Regions from separate parts of the Homo sapiens genome. Here region 2 is linked to region 1. Evidence: chromatin loops called from intact Hi-C (ENCODE). Cell type or tissue: OCI-LY7. All regions are shown on one strand. Links, peaks and the distances in the headings refer to the core of each region. The heading gives the core; the rest is flanking DNA. Region 1 has its middle 50 kb from the start of LINC02195. Region 2 has its middle 200 kb from the start of LINC02195.

What was found. Peaks named below come from ENCODE experiments on the same cell type or tissue, not always from the same donor. Only the 100,000 strongest peaks of a DNase experiment are listed, where the experiment ranks them.
Region 2: a loop joins it to region 1, with 14 times the contacts of the local background. A loop is called at or near these places in 2 of 110 quality-filtered maps.

Annotation. Positions count from the first base shown.
Region 1 is chr16:26,640,777-26,650,102 of GRCh38, reverse strand. No RefSeq gene overlaps it. Among named protein-coding and RNA genes, the nearest start is that of LINC02195, 50 kb to the right of the region's middle. In OCI-LY7, for the core only: CTCF peaks have their summits at 4,072 and 4,285 (motif pointing right); DNase peaks (open chromatin) are centred at 4,302, 4,762, 6,812, 7,922 and 1 weaker place; H3K4me3 peaks cover 107 bases; H3K27ac peaks cover 5,424 bases.
Region 2 is chr16:26,790,615-26,799,940 of GRCh38, reverse strand. No RefSeq gene overlaps it. Among named protein-coding and RNA genes, the nearest start is that of LINC02195, 200 kb to the right of the region's middle. In OCI-LY7, for the core only: CTCF peaks have their summits at 4,345 and 4,545 (motif pointing right); a DNase peak (open chromatin) is centred at 4,570.

The DNA.
Region 1 (9,326 bases), core at 636-8,635:
GGGTTTCACCATGTTGGCCAGGATGGTCTCGATCTCTTGACCTTGTGATCTGCCCACCTCGGCCTCCCGAAGTGCTGGGATTATAGGCATGAACCACCGTGCCTGGCCCCTGGCTGCTTTTGAACAGATCACTTGCAATTCTTTGAACAAGCCAATCTTTTTTAGGCTTCCAGGCCATTGCATATACTGTGTGGTTTACCTGATTAGCTTCCACTTAATCCTCAGGTTTCAAAACAAATAGCACATCCTGTAGGAAGCCTTCTCTGACTTCTCCTTTCCCCTGTGTGGGTTAATTGCCCTTGTTTCGTGTTGCACCTGGCATCTCCTGCTTCATAGCACCTTTTCACTGCAGTTAGGTAAGACCCGATAGAAAGTTAGATTGTGGGAATGGAGGAGAAGCATGGAAGAATACAGGAAGAAATCCAAAGTCTTGGTATAAAAGACAGAATCTTGCTTGTGTATGAATTTTATATCCACATTTGCTTGTAAATGCTTAAAATATCCCTGGAAGGATACCCAAAAATTCAGATCACACTTGTTTAATTCCAGGAATGAATTACACTCCAAAAAATGAGTCTGGACTGTAGACAAGATGCTTGTGAAAGGAGTCAGGGCTGGGCAGGTGGTTTGGTTTGGGTTCCTCTAGCATACACCCTGAGACCAGGACTTGGATGTAGGTAGTTTTTCCACAAGGTGATCCCAGGGAGCCCAAGTTGGGGAATGGTGAAGGTGAGACAGGGAAGGAAGGAAATCCAATAAGTGTTGCCATTCATGAGCAGGTCACTGCTGCAAGCACTTGGGGTTCAATCCTGCTGGGGTGTCTCTGAAGAACTACCTCAGCATCACACCAATGGGGCTTGAGAAGGCTGGGCCACTGTCTACTGTCTACTGACTCCTTTCAACCACTCCTGTTGTTTACACCTCCTGTTTGTGCTATAGCAAGTCCTATGGTGGATGGTGCAGAAGGCTAGGCATAAGCCTAATACAGCATAAGGCATAAGCCTAAATGCTTATGGCTAGATTGACACTACCAGAGGAGAGGGGAGTCTTCATGTTTTCTACTGGAGACTGAGGTGGGCAGTTGTTGGCCTGCTTAACAGCTGGGGACCCCAGGAGGCAGACGGCACACAAAGAGGGGCATAGATAGCACCTCCTCTGGGTGGGGTCAATAAATCCACTGCAGCTCACATTGGCATGGGATCTGTGTGCTTCTGCTGCTGATGCTAGAGGCACCGTCCTCAGAATCCACCTTCTGATAACAAAGAGAGCTGTGGCAGCCCAGTCTTCCTGGAAACGAGCATGAGCATCATTTTGAGGCAGATAAAGGAGGGATTACCACCTCCCCTTTTCAAGATGAAGAGTTAAAGCTCAGAGATCTTATGTCACTTGCTTTTGAACACCCAAGTCCTGCTAAATCAAGACACTTAAAAACATCCCAGTTGTTTTTTTTTTTAAATTATGTCTTAGATGCCAGGACCCAGAAAACATCTGCTAAGTACACATATTAATGAACCAGTGCTTCCTTGTCTCCATGCACAGATGTGAATGGGAACTTTAGGTTGTTCTTCTTGCTAATCCCTAGCCAGAGTTTCATGGGCAATGACTGGAATTTGTGTGCTAGCCAGCCATTTCCTAGAGTTGACATTTTTCAGCATCAGACAGAAAGATGCTAATGGGTGATAGTTTCTTCAGATACATGAAAGTCTCTAAGCAGAATCAAAGATGCCTCCTCTTTGCATAGTGGGAGCTCCATGGCACCAACTCAAGTCCTGGCAAACACTAAGTGTTGCTAATGCAACCTAATGGGCCATAGCAGCTGAGATACCTGGATGCTGTGAATTTCAGAGGGATTTCCATGTGCCCGTTCAGTGGGCTGAGTGGACCCAATAAGGATGTAGTGGTCACAATTTGGACTCTTCTTTTGTATTGTCCTTCTCCTGCAGTTCCTGCTGGACCACGACTGTGTTTATACTCTGTCACCTCATCCTCCTGGCTGTAGCTGATTAGAGCACTGGTGAATCATGAGATTTAATCCTTGACTGGGATGATTGAATGAGGGTCCCTCTGGAGACTATGAAGTAATATATACAGAAACTATAATCAGGTGGTGGTGCTTGGACTGGAAGGCCATACGGAGTCAGTTCAGACCTGGGGACTTTGCAATTCAAAAGGAAGTCATGGGTTTCAGTAGGAATTCTTTCTACCGTAAGTGACAGAAAATTAAAAACAAATTAGCTTATACACAAAAAAGGGGATTTACTGGCTCAGGCAACTGTAAAATCCAGGCTAATGTAAGCATCAGGTGTCACTTGATACAGGGGCTCAAATGATGTCGTGCAATCTATTTCCCTGTCCTACTCCATGTGCTGGCTTTATTCTCAAACAGGATTTGTCTTGGTCATTGGAAGATGACTCCAGCAGCCCCCAGACCTATCTCCCTTATCTTGAAATCTCCTTAGTAAAGCGAGGCTTTCCAAAATACCCCAGCAAAAGCCTCTCTGCATCTTATTAACTGTAGGTCAATGGGACTTTAACCAAATCATATGAACTGACAAAAGGGAAGGAGAGGATCCCCAAACATCTGGAAGAAGAATGAATGTGTGGTGAGTAGTCCACATCACCATTACTAAGTGGAGGATGGTTTTATGCAGAGAAGGAAATGGAGCTGGTACCCAGGGCAAAACAGAAATTAGAAAACCATGGTCATATAGGGAGGCTAGCGAAGGAGAGAGGGGAGGGAGGAAAGGAGTGATAAAGAAACTCCCATAGCGTCTCCCTTTCTTAGTTTTATACTGTCTTAGTCTGTTTGAGTTGCCATAATGAAATACCATAGACTGGTTGGCTTACAAACAACAGAAATGTATTTCTCACAGTCCTGGAGGCTGGGAAATCCAAGATCAAAGCATTGACAGGTTTGGTGTCTGGTGACAGCCTGCTTCCTGGTTCATATTTGGCTGGGTTTTTTGTTGTTGTGTCCTTACATGGGGGACGAAGCAAGGCGGGGGGTGGGGGTCGCTGGATTCCCTTCTATAAGGCCACTGCTCCTCTTCATGAGGGTTCCATCTTCGTGACTGCATTTAATCCTAATTACATCCCAAAGGCCCCACCTCCTAATATTAGATTGGTTCAAATGTAATTGGAGTTTTTGCCATTAAAAGCAATGGCCATTTAATTTGCCATTAAAGGTAATGGCAAAAACCGCTATTACTTTTGCACCAACCTAATACCATCACATTAGAGGTTAGGCTTGAACACGTGAACTTAGTGGAGGGCTGGCAGGGGGCAGTCACAAACATTCAGTCCATAGCATATTCCATCCCCAGATGTCCCATATGGAATTACCTTTGTGTCCTTATAAGAAACTCCCCCCCTTTTTTTGCAAAGTGGATTCTGTTTCTTACCACCACTACACCCAAACTCAGACTGAGAAGTGCTCAGTTACCCTGGCCACAGGCACAGATGGCTGGATTGACACTACCATGAGGCAAACCATGTGTCTAGATGCACTTTAATAGATGAATCATGAGCATTAATTTCTCAAACTGCAATTGTCTCCCCAGTTACTAAGCACTGTTAGTCCTAATTAACCAGTTTGCAGGCAATTTTTCAACCTATCAAGTAGAGAAATAAAATAATGAACCCAGTTGAGGAGGAGTGGAAAGGTGGTGAGTTCACTGGGGAACTAGTGTTTTATTACCAATTCCACTCATGGTTGAGCTGCAGAGGGTTTTTTCTTCTTTATTTTATTTTATTTTCCTTTTTTTTTGCCACCTTTCCCCTAATCATACCTTCAAGTCAGGAGAATCCTGTCAGGATATTAAGATGAAAGATGCCTCTAAGTTTCCCTAATAAAAGAGCTCGATTTAATTCATGATTACACCCAGTTAATTTGGATGCCTTAATGATCCCGTTTGCAGGGAAAAGAAATCAAATGAATGTGTTATGCCCACCTTATTTGATAGCATCTCAAAGGAGTTTCTGTATTAGGAAACAAAATATTAAAAACCTTATTGCTCTGTTTCCAGATGTGTGTTTGGACGCTGGCATTCTTTCATTTTGATGACTTGAATCAACAGGAAGTCTGAAAGGAAATAAAGGGGCAAACCAGCTCATTAAAATTCCAGAAGTCCTAAGTCCCTCATTATACGGCCTTGTCTGGTTTTCCACTTTCCCCTTCTCCCGCTGCTGCCTGGACCACATACAGCAGGTGCTCAATAAATGCCTGTTGAAGAAAGGAGAGCTCCCCTCCGGAGCTCAGCACTCCCGCCGCTGCCCCACCTTGCTGGCCCCTTGGGGGCGCTGCTGCCTCTCAAACACTTGGCGCAGATCTGAGCCGGCTCTCTCTGTTCCTGGGTTTTCTTGAGCAGAGCTGAGAGGCTGACATTTCCACAAAGAGCATCGCTGAAAATGTGTGAGAAGCTGGGGAAATAAACAAGGAAAATACATGACTCTATAAAATATCCATGTTTCCATATGAACTCCAGAACTCTAGTCAAGGTGGCCGAGAGATTTGCCAGACTCAACTTTTTCTGGCTTCTGGCCACTCCTAGCTCTGTCTGCATCTCCCCTCTCCAGCTCCACGTGGCCAGGGCTACCTGTTTTCCGTGTTGAAGGAGCTCTCTGCTGGGCACTTTCCCTACCTCCTAAGATTGTACGAGAAAAATCTTCCTCTTTCATGAATTCAAAGGCTTTGAATTTGCCAGTCACATGTCTGGCAGCTGGTGTCAGCTGTTGGCTGAGGCATCTTGGTTCTGCATGTGGCCTCTCACGTGGTTTACTGTAGACCAGCTCCCTCATCAGTGGTCTCAGAGAGGAAGCCTCAGTGCACAAGTACTCATTACACTTCTGCTGGCACCAGGTTTGTACATGTACCATTGGCCAAAGCAAGTCACAAAGCCAAGCCCAGAGTCAATGAGGAGAGGCACACACAGAGTAATGGATGCATGATGCGCTGGGGTCCTTACTGTAGCAAACTACCTAGGGCAGCATGGTAGTGGCCAGTCAAGTCATTCTCAGTGGGACCCCTACCAAGTGGTTCGAGATACTGCAGTAAATGCTCTGGTAGGGTGACTGGTAGAAACATTTACGAGATTGGTGCAAAAGTAATTGTGGTTTTTTGCCATTAAAAATAATGCCATTAGGCCAGGCGCGGTGGTTCACGCCTGTAATCCCAGCACTTTGGGAGGCCGAGGCGGGTGGGTTACCTGAGGTCATAAGTTTGAGACCCGTCTGGCCAGCATGGTGAAACCCCGTCTGTATTAAAAACACAAAAATTAGCCAGGTGTGGTGGCACATGCCTGTAATCCAAGCTAGTTGGGAGGCTGAGGCAGGAGAACTGCCTGAGCCTGGGAAATGGAGGTTGCAGTGAGCTGAGATCACGCCACTGCACTCCAGCCTGGCCAACAGAGTGAGACTCTGTCTCAAAAAAATAAACAATAATAATAATAATGATAATGCCATTGAAAGTATTTGTTTATTGGATCTTTTTAGATTTTGTTGATCTTGTGGGACCTGAGAAAGAAAGAAAAATCTGTGGGTTATAGAGAGGCCTGCATGCTATGTTCTGTGTACAGGCCTTGCTCCCTGTAGCCCAAGGGGGATGGGAGTGAGAGGAACCCATCTGAGCCTCGACTCTGCTGCACTGGGAGGGAAATTCTTGTAGGTCTCTTCTGCATCTGTGTGGGATGTAGCTCCTTTCTGGACCTCATCTCAGGGGTAATTCTTTTTAATAAAAAGAAAAAACAAAGCCCTGTTGAACTAGGTCGAGATAGAATGTGTATGAGCACATTTGTGTGCTGAGAAACTGGATCCACTATACCAGTATCCTAAAGATGGGAGGAATTACAGTCAAGTAAGCTGGTAGAAGACAAAGGTCTCTGAGATGGGACCACCCATCTTCTCTGGGAGCTTCTGTGTTATTTTATATCTATGTGACTGATCACCTTAGCGTGTGCTTGTGTGCATGTGTGTAAGTGTGTATGACAGCGAGAGAGAAAGGGAGAAGGAGGGAGGAAGGGAGAAGAATATGGAATGTGTACATGAAGCAGATATTGCTAGTTCTCCCAGCACAGTCCCTCAGCCCACCCTAGACTGTAACCTGCACAGAGTTCCTCCCTGTAGCAGTCCCTGGTGCCCAGCACATCTCTCCCTTAGCCATTTCCCTGAGGGGGTTTTCATGCATATGTGGGGTCAGACCAGAAGCACCAACAGGGTAAGCCCACAGGAGGGATCCTCCACCCTGGAATTGGTGCATAAACGCTGCAGCCTTCTTCTCCCTCCTTGGGACAATTCTGAAGCACGTCCCACACTGTCTCAGAGGATCCCAGCAGCACTAAGCTTCAGCTGCCCACAGCAACAGTGCACTTATTAGCACACACTCTGTTGGCTTTTCTCTTCCCTGACTCACTTCTCCACTCCCTCATCAGGCTTCCTGGGATCATCTCCCAAATAAACTGCCTGCACTCAAGAACTTGACTCAGAGTCTGCTTCTGAGACACCAACTGGAGACAGCAGAGGTGGGTATAGTGAGATCGTCTGTGTGTTTGTGAAACTATTTTATTCACAAATTGAGGAAGATGTGTGTGTGTGTGTGTGTGTGTGTATGTGTGTCTAAGAGAGTGAAAGAGCAGCAGAGGGTGGAGGGAAGAAGAGGAGGAGGAGGATAGAAGGAAAGAGAGGAGGGGCAGGGAAGAGATGAAAGAGAAGAGAAGGTGAAATCTGCTGACATCTTGAGCACCCACCTATGCTTCTTGGACCTATGAAATGTCACTTCCTCCTGAAGGTGGTTCTGATCCCCCAAACACAGATCCCCACTCTCAGCTCAGTAGGATTAACCCCTCCCCACATCCTGCCCAGACTATCAGGGCATTTGAATGGCAGCTGTTTTCAGATCCATCTTTTTATTCTTTGGTCCTGAGTGCCTCATTTGACCCTGGCATGTAAACTGTGTCAATGAATAAATGAAAGGAAGATAGAATGGAGGAACAAATGTCAGCAGCATAAAAATAATTGAAATTTGAAAAGATTTAGATGCTTTCAGAGGAAAAAGCACTTTGGGAGGTCAAAGTGGGCAGATCGCTTAAGCCCAGTTTAAGACCAGCCTGGACAGCGTGGTGAGACCCTGTCTCTACAAAAAATGTGTTAGCCAGGTGTGGTGGTGTGTGCCTGCAGTCCCAGCTACTCAGGAGGCTGAGGTGGGAGGATCACCTGAGCCTGGGGAGGTTGAGGCTGCAGTGAGCCAAGATTGTGCCACTGCACTCCAGCCTGGGTGGCAGAGAGAGAGAGAGACCCTGTCTCAAAAAAAATAAAAAAATAAAAAATAAAAATAAAAAAAAGGGTAAGCTGGATAGTGGCCCTGGGGGCTCAGATATCCTCACACTCATCTCCAAGCATTCATCTTGATGAAGAGGGACAGAAAGGGTGATGATAGTAGTGGCAGGAGGGGACAGGCCCCTGAACCCAAGTTGTAAGAAGCCCTCCTACCCTCTCTGGAGTTAACTGTTGCAGACACAGAGGGGAGCCGCACTCCCTGGGCAGCCTCCAACCCCACCTCCCTTTTTAAAGTGGTTCAATTCCCTTTTTTAGAGTTAGTGGAGTAAGCTGATAATTAAGCAATTAAGCATCAAAGGGAGGCTCTGAGAGCCTTGCCACTTGTTCAGAGAAAAACAGGGGAGAAATCACAATGGAGATAAAGGACACTTAATCTGAGCCCTCCTTTCAAAGGCTGTATGGGTCCCAGGGTGCTGGGGCTCCGGAGGGTCTAGTGTCCATGTCCAGAGAGCTGTGGATGTGGAGGTGTGAGCAAGTCCTGGACATACCCCAGCCTTGGGGGACTTGGCTTCCAAGAGGTGGCATGTCTACCCCTGCCACTGCATGGCTAGTGTGGACATGAACTTCCTGTTTTGGTTTGTTTGTTTTTGAGACAAGGTCTTGCTTGGTTGCCCAGGCTGCAGTGCAGCAGCGCAATCATAGCTCACTGCAGCCTCAACCTCTCAGGCTCAAGCGATCCTCCCACCTCAATCTACTGAGTAGCTGGGGCTGCAGGTGCGCACCACTATGCCTGGTTAATTTATTTTTATTTTTATGATTTTGTAGAGAAGAAGTCTCATTATGTTACCCAGGCTGGTTTTGAACTCCTGGGCTCAAGCAATCCTCCCGCCTCAGCCTCTCAAAGTGCTGGGATGACAGGCATGAGCCACTGCGCTTGGCCGAGACGAATTTCTTAGACTGGGATCGGAACAGTCCTGGAGGTCCTCTGGGCTGTGCTGGCGGGCTAGAAAAACATAGCCCATCTTCCTCCTGTATTGAGATGGTATATATTTAAAAATAACTTAAAACATCATTTTTAAACCTAAAACAAACATTTCTTTGTTAAAAACATTCTGTGCTGGGCACTGGGAATACAGCAGGGCATCAAACAAACAAAATTCCTGGCCACCTGGAGCTTCCGTTCTAGTTGGAGGAGACAGATAATGAAAAGATGAATATGTAAAGCATCCAGAATGTTGGGGAAGGATTCGTATAATGCAGAAGAATGAGGCAGGGGAGGGAGATGGAGGATGGGGGTGTAACTTTAAATAGGGCAGTAAAGAAGGCTTTACTAAGAAGGAGAGATTGCAACGTTAAGGAAACAAACCTTGTGAAGATGCCCACACCCATATTCATTACCCTTGCATCTCTAGTCACATTACCTGGACAGTCTTGAAACTGGTTTCTCTGTGTCTGGTTCTTCTCCTTTTGTTCTGTCCTCTGCACTCCAGCCAAAATAGCCTGGACCCATTCAGACCTGAGCACATTACTCATCTGCCTAACCTCCAAGATGGACCCATCCAAAGGGGGTAAGAACTCAGATGTCCACAGGCACTAGGCCAGAAGTGAAAAGTGGGTGCAGTGGGCAGAGTGGGGGCTGTGTCAACAGAAGAATGCAAGATGGGTCTAAAAGGACACACGTTCTGCAGCCCCAGTCAGTAGCAGTGAATAAATAAGGGCCCGGTGCTGCCAGATTTTGAATTTTTCAAATGAGAACTGACATTCAGATGGTTATGTAAGGTTCTTGTCACTTACAAATATTGGTAGTTAATTAAAATAATTTTTCATGGGTAGGTAGATGGGGAGGGGGAGGAATATATCCAGTCTTTATTCTCTTTTACATCTTCACCTCCCTCCCTACCTTTCTTGTGTTTTCTTCTTTCCCTTTTCTAATAATTGAGGGATGACAAATTGCTACAAATTGTCACTAGACTTCAATCAGAGGAAATCAGATTGAGTTGGAACAAAATTTTGTTGACATCATGATACAGTCCTGATATCTTAACTTAGACCAATTA
Region 2 (9,326 bases), core at 607-8,606, 150 kb before region 1:
TGTCCTTGCACTGGTTGACAGCAAGGCCAGCATTTGACGTTGCTAATCCTCCTTGCATCTTGTCAGCCTCCAGGTTCTCTCTGCAGTTGCTGTGAAATCACCAAACTAGGACTCTCCAGGCTGGTCCTGTTTTCTCAGCGCAGTGATGGTGTTGGATCACATACTCTCCCTGATTTCCAAGCCAGGATATGCTTTCTTGGTCACTCTCCTTTTTTTTTTTTTTTTTTTTTTGAGATGGAAGTCTTGCTCTATCACCCAGGCTGGAGATCACGCCACTGCGTGATCTCGGCTCACTGCAAACTCCACCTCCCAGGCTCAAGAGATTCTCGTGTCTCAGCCTCCTCAGTAGCTGGGATTACAAGCATGGGCTACCATGCCCAGCTAACTTTTGCATTTTCAGTAGAGACCGCGTTTTGCCATATTTGCCAGGCTGGTCCCGGCAAACCTCAAGGTCTGCCAGGCAGACCTCAAGTGATCTGCCCATCTCAGCCTCCCAACATGCTGGGATTGCAGGCGTGAGCCACCATGTCTGGCCCACACTCCTTCATCTGGTTATTCCTTCCCAGTGCGTTGCTGGGTCTCCTTCTACTGATCTGCAACAGTTGGCCTTTTCCATGGTTGCAATCATCAGTTTCTCTTCTTTTGGCTCTGCATGTTTTCACTTTGTAATATTCTGGCTCTAACTTCCACTGGTCCCTTCATAGGTCCCACACATCTCCCTTCAGCCATGAAAACTCTTCATAAACACCTAATTTCTTAGGGGGTTTCTTCCTATCTGAGGTTGCACATATATTGTTACCTTTAACTCATCCACAAGTAAATTCACTGTCTCGTCAACTCCACAGTGTGGTCTTCCTCCTGCATCACTCTCGCAGTGATGGCAGCCCCCATCACTCACCCAGGGACTAGACAGGGTGCCAGGGTAGGTTCTCCCATCAATGGATTGCTGGGCTGTAAGTTCGAATCCTTCGTCTTTGCTCAGGTGCCGCCCCAGGCTCCTTCCAAGTCCCCCTGCCTCTAGTATTATTTCCTTTTAATGCACTTTCCTCACTGCTGCTAGAAAGAGCTTTTCAAAACACAAATCTGACCATGTCTTTCCTCTCTCTACAATCTCCACTGGCTCCCCATTGCCCTTCCCTCGAAGTCCTTTCATTATCTGGTCATGCCTACCTGTCCAGTGCCCCTCTTGTTGTTCTGCTGTGAACATGACACCCTGGCTGCATAAACCATCAGCAGTTTCCAGAAAGTGGGCTACTCTTTCTTCCTGTTACATCTCTGCTGACATTGTCCTGCACCTCAGCTTGTCCTCCCTGCCCAATCATTCCCCACTCAGACACTTACTCATCTTTCAAGACTCAGCGACAGCGTTTCCTCCTCCAGGAAGCCTTCCTTGACTCCTGATTCCCTTCCCCTGTGTGCCTCCATTGGCCTTTGCCTCAAAGCCTCCCCAGTGCATTTACTCCAACTGGCTAAGAGAGCTTGGGGATGTGAGAGAACTCAGATTTTGCCTAATCTTCCCCTGCTTCTCAGGACAGAGGGTCCCTGAGAGCATGTGGGGATGGCGCCAGAATCAGATGGCTGCTTTTCCAAATCACAGGCCTGTGGACCCGAGTTCCAGGACAAACCTGGAGAAAGACAGCACAGGAATCTAGTTGGTGTCCTGTCTCTGAGAAAAGAGACCCAGCCCCACCACTGGTTTGCTGTGTGGCCTTGGCCCGGTTGCTTAACTTCTGTAGCTCATCTCTACAGGGAGGCAGGTGGACAGCAGGCTCTCAGAGGTTCCTTCTGCATTTCAGGCTTTAGGCTTTAGGGAAGTGGCAGCAGGCTCCCGTAGGGGTTAGTTGCTTGGCCTGCAGAAGAACAGGATTCAAATGCTATCTCTGTATGGTGGACACCGGGAAGTACCGCTCAGATCTCCCTTCACGAAAGGACCCTCTGTGCAGCTGTGAGGAATGTGCCTAGCTATTACCTCCTTCAGGATCTGCGTCAACTTCTGATGGGAGGTCCTGTTCTTTTTGGAACAGCCTCTAGTCCTAAGCAAGGTGGTGGTAGCCTGGTCTGGCAGTTTCCACTCAACCCGGGACTCTGATGGGCATCCTTTGCTTTGCAGCTCCTGCATCCAACCTTGTGAAGCCTACAGAGCTGTCTGAGGCTCCAGCTTCCTGCCTCTGCCTCTTTCCTTTCATAGGCATTATCTCCTCTCAGCTCCTTGTCTTCCAACTCTGTCTCAGCACCTGCTTCTTGGAGAGCCCAGATGGCCTCACTCTGCTGTGTCTCAGCTCCTTGACTGCACCCTCTCCCGCCTCAGTGTGCTCATCTCTAAACTGAGCTAATAACACCTAACTTATAAGATGTCCTGAGGATTACATGAGTCAATGCATATAGGTTGACATCTATCTACATGCATTGACTTGTTTGTAGATTGGGCACAGTCTCTGGCATATGGAAAACACAATGCGTGTGGTCTTTGTAAAATTGTATTAAGTATTTTATTAAAATAGTAGTTTAAGTGCACCTCAAGGAACCAGAGAAGCATGTGTTGGAAACCCTTGCTAAGTCATCTCTCCCGCTGCGATTTCTTTCATGGCATTTCCTCTGCCTGAGGTCTTCCTTTGGGTCTAGTGTTCAGGGGTCTGAGCCTCCCTAGGCTGACTCCAGCTCAATACAGAGCCCCCAGAGGCCTGGAGGCCTGGAGTGGAGCCATGAGGAAACCGAGATGGCAAGGGACAGCGTTTGGAGGCTGGGCTGACAAGCGTTTGCAGGCTATCTATGAGGCCGTTCCCAGGAAGGATGGCTTCAGTTCTGCCCTGGAAGTGTTGCCCAACCCGTATTGCCGATCCATCTCCTGAGCTGTCAAACATTTCACTGGCACCTGCCTGGGTTGGGAGACAGTTTATAAGCTGTGTTTCTCCCTCACAATCCTGCTGCTCCATTGCTCTAGCATTTTGAGTTGTACCTGCTTGAGGACCTGTCCCGTGACTGTGTGTTTCAGCGGGGGTCAGGATGGGAGGTGGGGAGGGAGGGCGAGCAAGAAGAAAGGGATGAAAGAGAGCCTGTAAAAATGCCACATCATAGAAACAGCACTCTACCCCTGAGATTTTCAGTCCTGGAGTTTGCTTCATGACATCAGTCTTCCTCGGGAGTGTGCATATATATAAAGAATGAAAGTAGGCCAGGTACAGTGGCTCACACCTCTAATCCCAGCACTTTGAGAGGCCGAGGAGTTCACTTGAGGCCAGGAGTTCGAGACCAGCCTGGACAACATGGTGAAACCCTGTCTCTACTAAAAGTACAAAAATGAGCTGGGTGTGGTGACAGGCACCTGTAATCCCAGCTACTTGGGAGGCTCAGGCAGGAGAATCACTTGAACCCAAGAGGTGGAGGTTGCAGTGAGCTGAGATCGCACCACTGCACTCCAGCCTGGGCAACAGAGAGACTCCATCTCAAAAAAAAAAAAAAAAGAATAAAAGCAGACAAGGCTTAGGGCTCTTAAAGTCAGTGGATGTCAAGGTCAATTTGAGAGCCTGATGAAGGCGGTGGCCCCAGTCTTGAGAAAAATGCATCCATACCCAGACTCTTTCCTGCTGCAGAACCTTCCTCCTGCTGCCCTGCTGGTCAGAAGGCTCCACACCCACTCTGCCTGTCTCACTTCTTGTCACATCCTAGGTGTCGGCTCACCTATTGCCTCAGTAAGGCTGCCCTGAACTACCTAGTTATTCTCTTGCATAGCATCCTCCTTTTTCTTTTAAAGCATTGATCACCATTTATAACAATATATTCACTTGGTTGTTTACATATTATCTGTTTCCCTGCTACCTGCATGCTCTAGTTAAGTAGGGACTGCATCTGTTTCCTTCAGCAATATATCCCCTGGGTCTAGCACAAAGTAGAAACCCAATGTGTATTTGTTGAATGATGGATGGATGAATGGATGGATGGGTGGATGATCAAATAGCTGTCTCTGAATATGTTTCAGGGCAAGAATATGAGAATGAACTCATCACCTTAAACAAAGCATAGGTCCCTCCTCCAACCTCACAGTACAGTCCTGGCCTTTGACACAGCTCATGCTGGCCCCATGGTCTGTGGTGCTGGTCCTCCAAACTTTTCTGGGAATGTTACCCTTCTTGTGTCTCCTCTCCCCAACATGCACAGACCTGGGCATCAGCATCCATCTAAAGGACTTACTCCTTTTATTTCCTAAGACCCTCCAGGAAACTGTTCAAACTGTGGGAGGAGAGCTTCAATAATGATTGAATTTCCCTCCAGCCTGGGGAAATGGGGGGATTAGAGTCAGATTTAATTTGATTTTAGACAAATAAAGTACTGTGACATTTATTGCACACCTGAATTGCTGGAAAAAAATTCTGGCCATGATGGGATGTTCACAGGGCTGCCAAGCAACAGTCGTGCAGGGCTGTGTCTTGTATAAGGGACACAGCATGGGGCATCTTGCTTGCAGTCAGAGTGGGGTCAATTTTGCAGGTTCATCCAATATCAGCATATGTCAGTCTACCAAGTCCTGTGCCTGTGGGGCTACAAACCCCTAGGGGGTGCCCTTTTCTAATTCAGAAAATGCTGTCTGTTCTGGCACCAGCCTTGGGTGGGGAGAAGTGTGGAGGAAGCAGGCAAGGACGGGTGATGATGTGTCCAGGAAGTTGTGGTGTAGTCCAGCCTTGAGCTGCAGGTAGCCTGGGCCAGTGGCGGGAGGGTCTGGGACTGCAGGTAGATGGGTTAGCCTCAGAAGGATTCAGAGCATGGGGAACAAAGTGAGATTATATCTTGTTTCTCATGGTCCTTTAGTCCTTTGGCTTCAAAAGCCCTCATGTACTTTCATATTTTACCTTTCTAGACAAAGCAGATGTACAACGTTGTGATCAAGTCTGCTCGAGTGTCCTCCCTCCCAGGAGAGGATATACCATCCATTTGTTCATTTATTCATTCATTTCTTTAAAAATACTCCTTAAAGTCCTGCTCTATGCCAGTTTCTGTCTTAGGAGCTGGAGATGCAGCAATGAACACATCAGACAAAAATGCCAGCTCTTGTGGAGCTTAATTTCCAGAGGGGGAAATAAACAGTAAGCACAAGACATCAGAAAAGTATTTAAGGTGATTAAAAAGTGACAAATGCCATGGAGGAAAAAAAGAATTGGATAAAGAGTTGTAGGAGTGTTGCAGAGAAGGGGCAGTGGCAATTTAGATGGGGTGACGACAATGAGCTGCATTGACGTGATGCTTGCACAAAAACGTGGAGATGAAAGAGTGAGCCATGGAGGCATCTGGGGGTAAGATCCTTCCAGGCAGTCAAAGAGCCAGTGCAAATGTCGCAACACAGGACAGTGTCTGGTACAGGACTTACTACATTCATTATCATTTTCTATTTTATGTCTGCTTCGCAAAGTGGGGTACCTATAACTCCTGGGGTTCACCTCCATTTGTCAGGAGAACACAGGAGGTTTCAGGATAAACAAGGCTCACTTTGCTGGAATCTCAATTGTATAAAACTTCTTTTTATTTATTCATTTATTTACTTATTTATTTATTTCAGACAGTCTTGCTCTGCTGCCCAGGCTGGAGTGCAATGGTGTGGTCTCGGCTCACTGCAACCTCCACCTCCCAGGTTCAAACGATTCTCCTGTGTCAGCCTCCTGAGTAGCTGGGGTTACAGATGCCTGCCACCATGCCCAGCTAATTTTTCCTTTTTTTGTATTTTTAGTAGAGATGGGGTTTCACCATGTTGCTCAGGCTAGTCTTAAATGCCTGGGCTCAGGCAATCCACCTGCCTCAGCCTCCCAAAGTGCTGGCATTACAGGTGTGAGCCACCACGCCCAGCCTTTTTAAAATTTTTTATTTTTTGAGTAAAACTTTTTTTTTTAATATGAAGAGGTTGAATATAAAAGTTTTATGCCTATTTTCATGTGAGAACATGAGGCTTGCAAGAAATATCATGTTCACATTCATAGCTCATTTCCAACTCCTCTCCAGAACTTTCATCTCAGTGGCATGAGATGGTTGTACTCTGCCATCTTGGGCACTTCGGTGGTGTCTTAGTCCATTTGTGTTGCTAGAAAGGGATGACTGAGGCTGGGAAATTTATAAAAAAAGAGGTTTATTTGGCTCATGGCTCTTCAGGCTGTACAAGAAACATGGTGACCACATCTGCTTGGGCTTCTGGAGAGGGCCTCAGGCCGCTTCCACTCATGGCGGAAGGTGAAAGGGAGCTGTTGTGTGCAGAGATCACATGTGAGAGAAGGAGCAGAAGAGGGAGGGAGGTACTGGGCTCCCTTTAGTAACCAGCTCTTTCAGGAACTAATAGAGCAAGAATTCACTGATTACCATTAGGACACACCAAGCCATTCATGAGGGATCCACCCCAATAACCAAAACCCCTCCCATTAGGCCCCACCTCCAACACTGGGGATCACACTTCAACATGAGATTTGGAGAATCAAAGGAACCACACTACAGCCATGGGAAAGACAGAGATGCTGGGATTTACACATCTGTCTCCCTCACTAGGCTGTGAGCAGAGCCCATCTTTTTCAGATCATTACTGCCTGTGCTGGATATCTTGCCTGGAACATAGAGCATCCCAGATAAAGAGAAGTCCTTCCCCTGTCTTCCTCCTTCCAGGTGAACTGCCCCTACCCCTTGGAGGCCTGGGCTCAGCTCTCTCACTGTAAAGGTCTCACGGACTCACCTTCGTGAAGGTGCCAGGTGGGCAAGAAAAGTGCATGACATGGGCCAGGGTGGAATATGACAGGGGATGGGGAGGACTGTGGCAAACTGGAGAACACCTGGTCAGTGTAAGGGGAGAAGCTGCTCCTTACCTCCATGAAGACCCGTGGGACCAAATTTCCCAGTTCTTTTGGTTTTAAGAAAAGTTAAACATCTGATTTTTTTTTTAAATATAGACAATGATATTAAAATGTCTGTAGGGGCCGGGCGTGGTGGCTCACACCTGTAATCCCAGCACTTTGGGAGGCTGAGGCAGGGGCAGATTGCTTGACCCCAGGAGCTTGAGACCAGCCTGGATAACATGGCGAAATCCTGTCTCTATAAAAAATACAAAAATTAGCCAGGCGTGGTGGTGCATGTAATCCCAGCTACTCAGGAGGTTGAGATGGGAGGATGGCTTGATCCCAGGATGTGGAGGTTGTAGTGAGCCAAAATCATGCCAATGCACTATAGCTTGGGTGACAGAATGAAACCCCATCTCGAAAGAAAAAAAGTGTCTGTAGGTAAAATTTGAGGAGATGGGACTTGCAAATACACCCCCCAGAGACCCAGAGCAATGGGAAGAGCCCTCCAGGGATCCCAACTGAGAAGCTGAACTCTGGGCAAGGCCCAGCAACATGTGGCCAGAGCCAGCCTGAGCAGACAAGACACCTTTGATGCTTGGCCACCTTCAAGAGTGAGTCTCCTGAGGAGCGGGGAGAGTGGCAGAGCTTCCAGCTAAAAAATTCTAGTTCTTTATTCAAGAACTGAGTCTAGGGGTACACGTTAGAAGCATATTTATAGCAATCTCTACTTGTAAGAGTTTAATATATTTAATTTTAAAAGGGGAACTCATTGTCTTACTAAAATAAGACATTTAGGAGGCTATGGGTTCAGGTATGGCTGGGTCTAGGTGTTCAAAAATGTCCTCAGGAATCTTCCTCTACCCTCTGGTTCTGCTTCCCTCTACGTTGACTTTAGTATCATGGAGAATTTCACTGCAGAGTGCCTAGTTGGTTGTCTGCAATGTCATGTTTATATCCTACCAACTTAGCAACCTTAGTAAAAACAGTATCTTCTTATGGCTCTCACAAAAGTTCCTGGTTTGGCTTTGCTGGGGCTGGCTTGAGTCACATGCCCACATGTAGAGCCTGGCAATGGGTCAATCTCCTTAGAACTACATGGACTGAGAGTGAGGGAGGGAGCCCCCAAAGGAAAATCAAAATGTATTTCCAGAAGAGGTGAAGGGATGAAGGTTGAGCAGGCAAAACTACAGGGTTCTCGCTGCACTCCTCAGACATGGGGCAAGAATTCTCAACTTTCCAGCCAGCATGTGACACTCTTTCTTCCTCCTGCTTCCTATTTCCTCTTGACATCCATCCCTGTGGCCCTTCCTGGGGAGGAGACACCTGCTCCCATCTCAGCTGGGGTACTGATTGCCTGTCAGAGCCCTTCAGAGCCTTGATACTGGCATTTCATTTTACATGTGATATTGCAGGCTCCTGGCACTCTGCCCTCCAATGCTTCCACCCCTGCCTCCCAGCAGCCACTCCCCGGTTCCCTTTTCTGCAACAGAGATGATCTAGCTCATGTGTGCTGACTCTTGCCTGCTGAGTTTTTCTTCTTTCTACCTCTTCTTTAGACTCATAGTTCCTTAATTCCCCAGTGAAGATCTGAGAAAGGCTGCCATTCTAACACCCTTCAGGCCACGTAGTGGAGATGTTACTTGCTGTATCCTTGGGATGGCAGACCTGGCACAGTCTTTATAGGATGAAACCCAAGACTCTCAGGGTGCGCACATACACAGGAGGATCCCTTGAAGCCAAATGGGCTGACTGGGTCACACAAGGCTGAGCAGGAGGCCAGAGGTTACTGCCGGGAGGGCATTTATGGTCCACAGCACAGAGAAGGGAAACCTGGGCGGAGCCCAGTGGACTCTCTAAGTTGAAGAAATAAGGTTGGGAGTCGGGGGAGGGCGAAGCAGCTAAAGTTCTCAGGGCAAAGTACTAGAGTTCACAGGTCAGAGAGTAGGGAGGAGGAGGAGGAGAAGGAGGAAGACGAGGAGGAAGAGGAGGAGGAGGAAGAGGAATACGAGAAGGAGGAGGAGAAGGAAGAGGAGGAGGAGGAGGAGGAAAGAGATCTGGAGTTTAGTAAAGGACCCTTCTTGTCTTCAGTTGAGTCATGATCAGCCCATGCATGTCAGGAAAAGGAAACCATCAGAGATCAAGGAAAAACCACTTGAGAGGATTAGAAGAACAATGAGGGAGCTTCCACATGGCTGAGAATAGTTCCTGTTCCCACCAGCCAGAGTGGAAAACCTTACAATAATCCTTGGACACTGGGTAGAGTTCTAGAAGGAGTACTCAGCGGTCCTGCCAAAGAAAGTTTAAAAGCAAGACTCAAAAGGACCAAACTGTTTTCCCTAACTTAACTGGATCCCAGAAGAGAGTTCAAAAATATTCACAGGAATATAAAAATACCCAGCATCCAATAAGGTAAAATTCACATCGTCTGCCATTCAACAAATAATGACCAGGAATGAAAAAAAGTAGAAAAATATGACCCATAATGAGGAGAAATATCAATCAATTAAAACCTACTGAGAAATA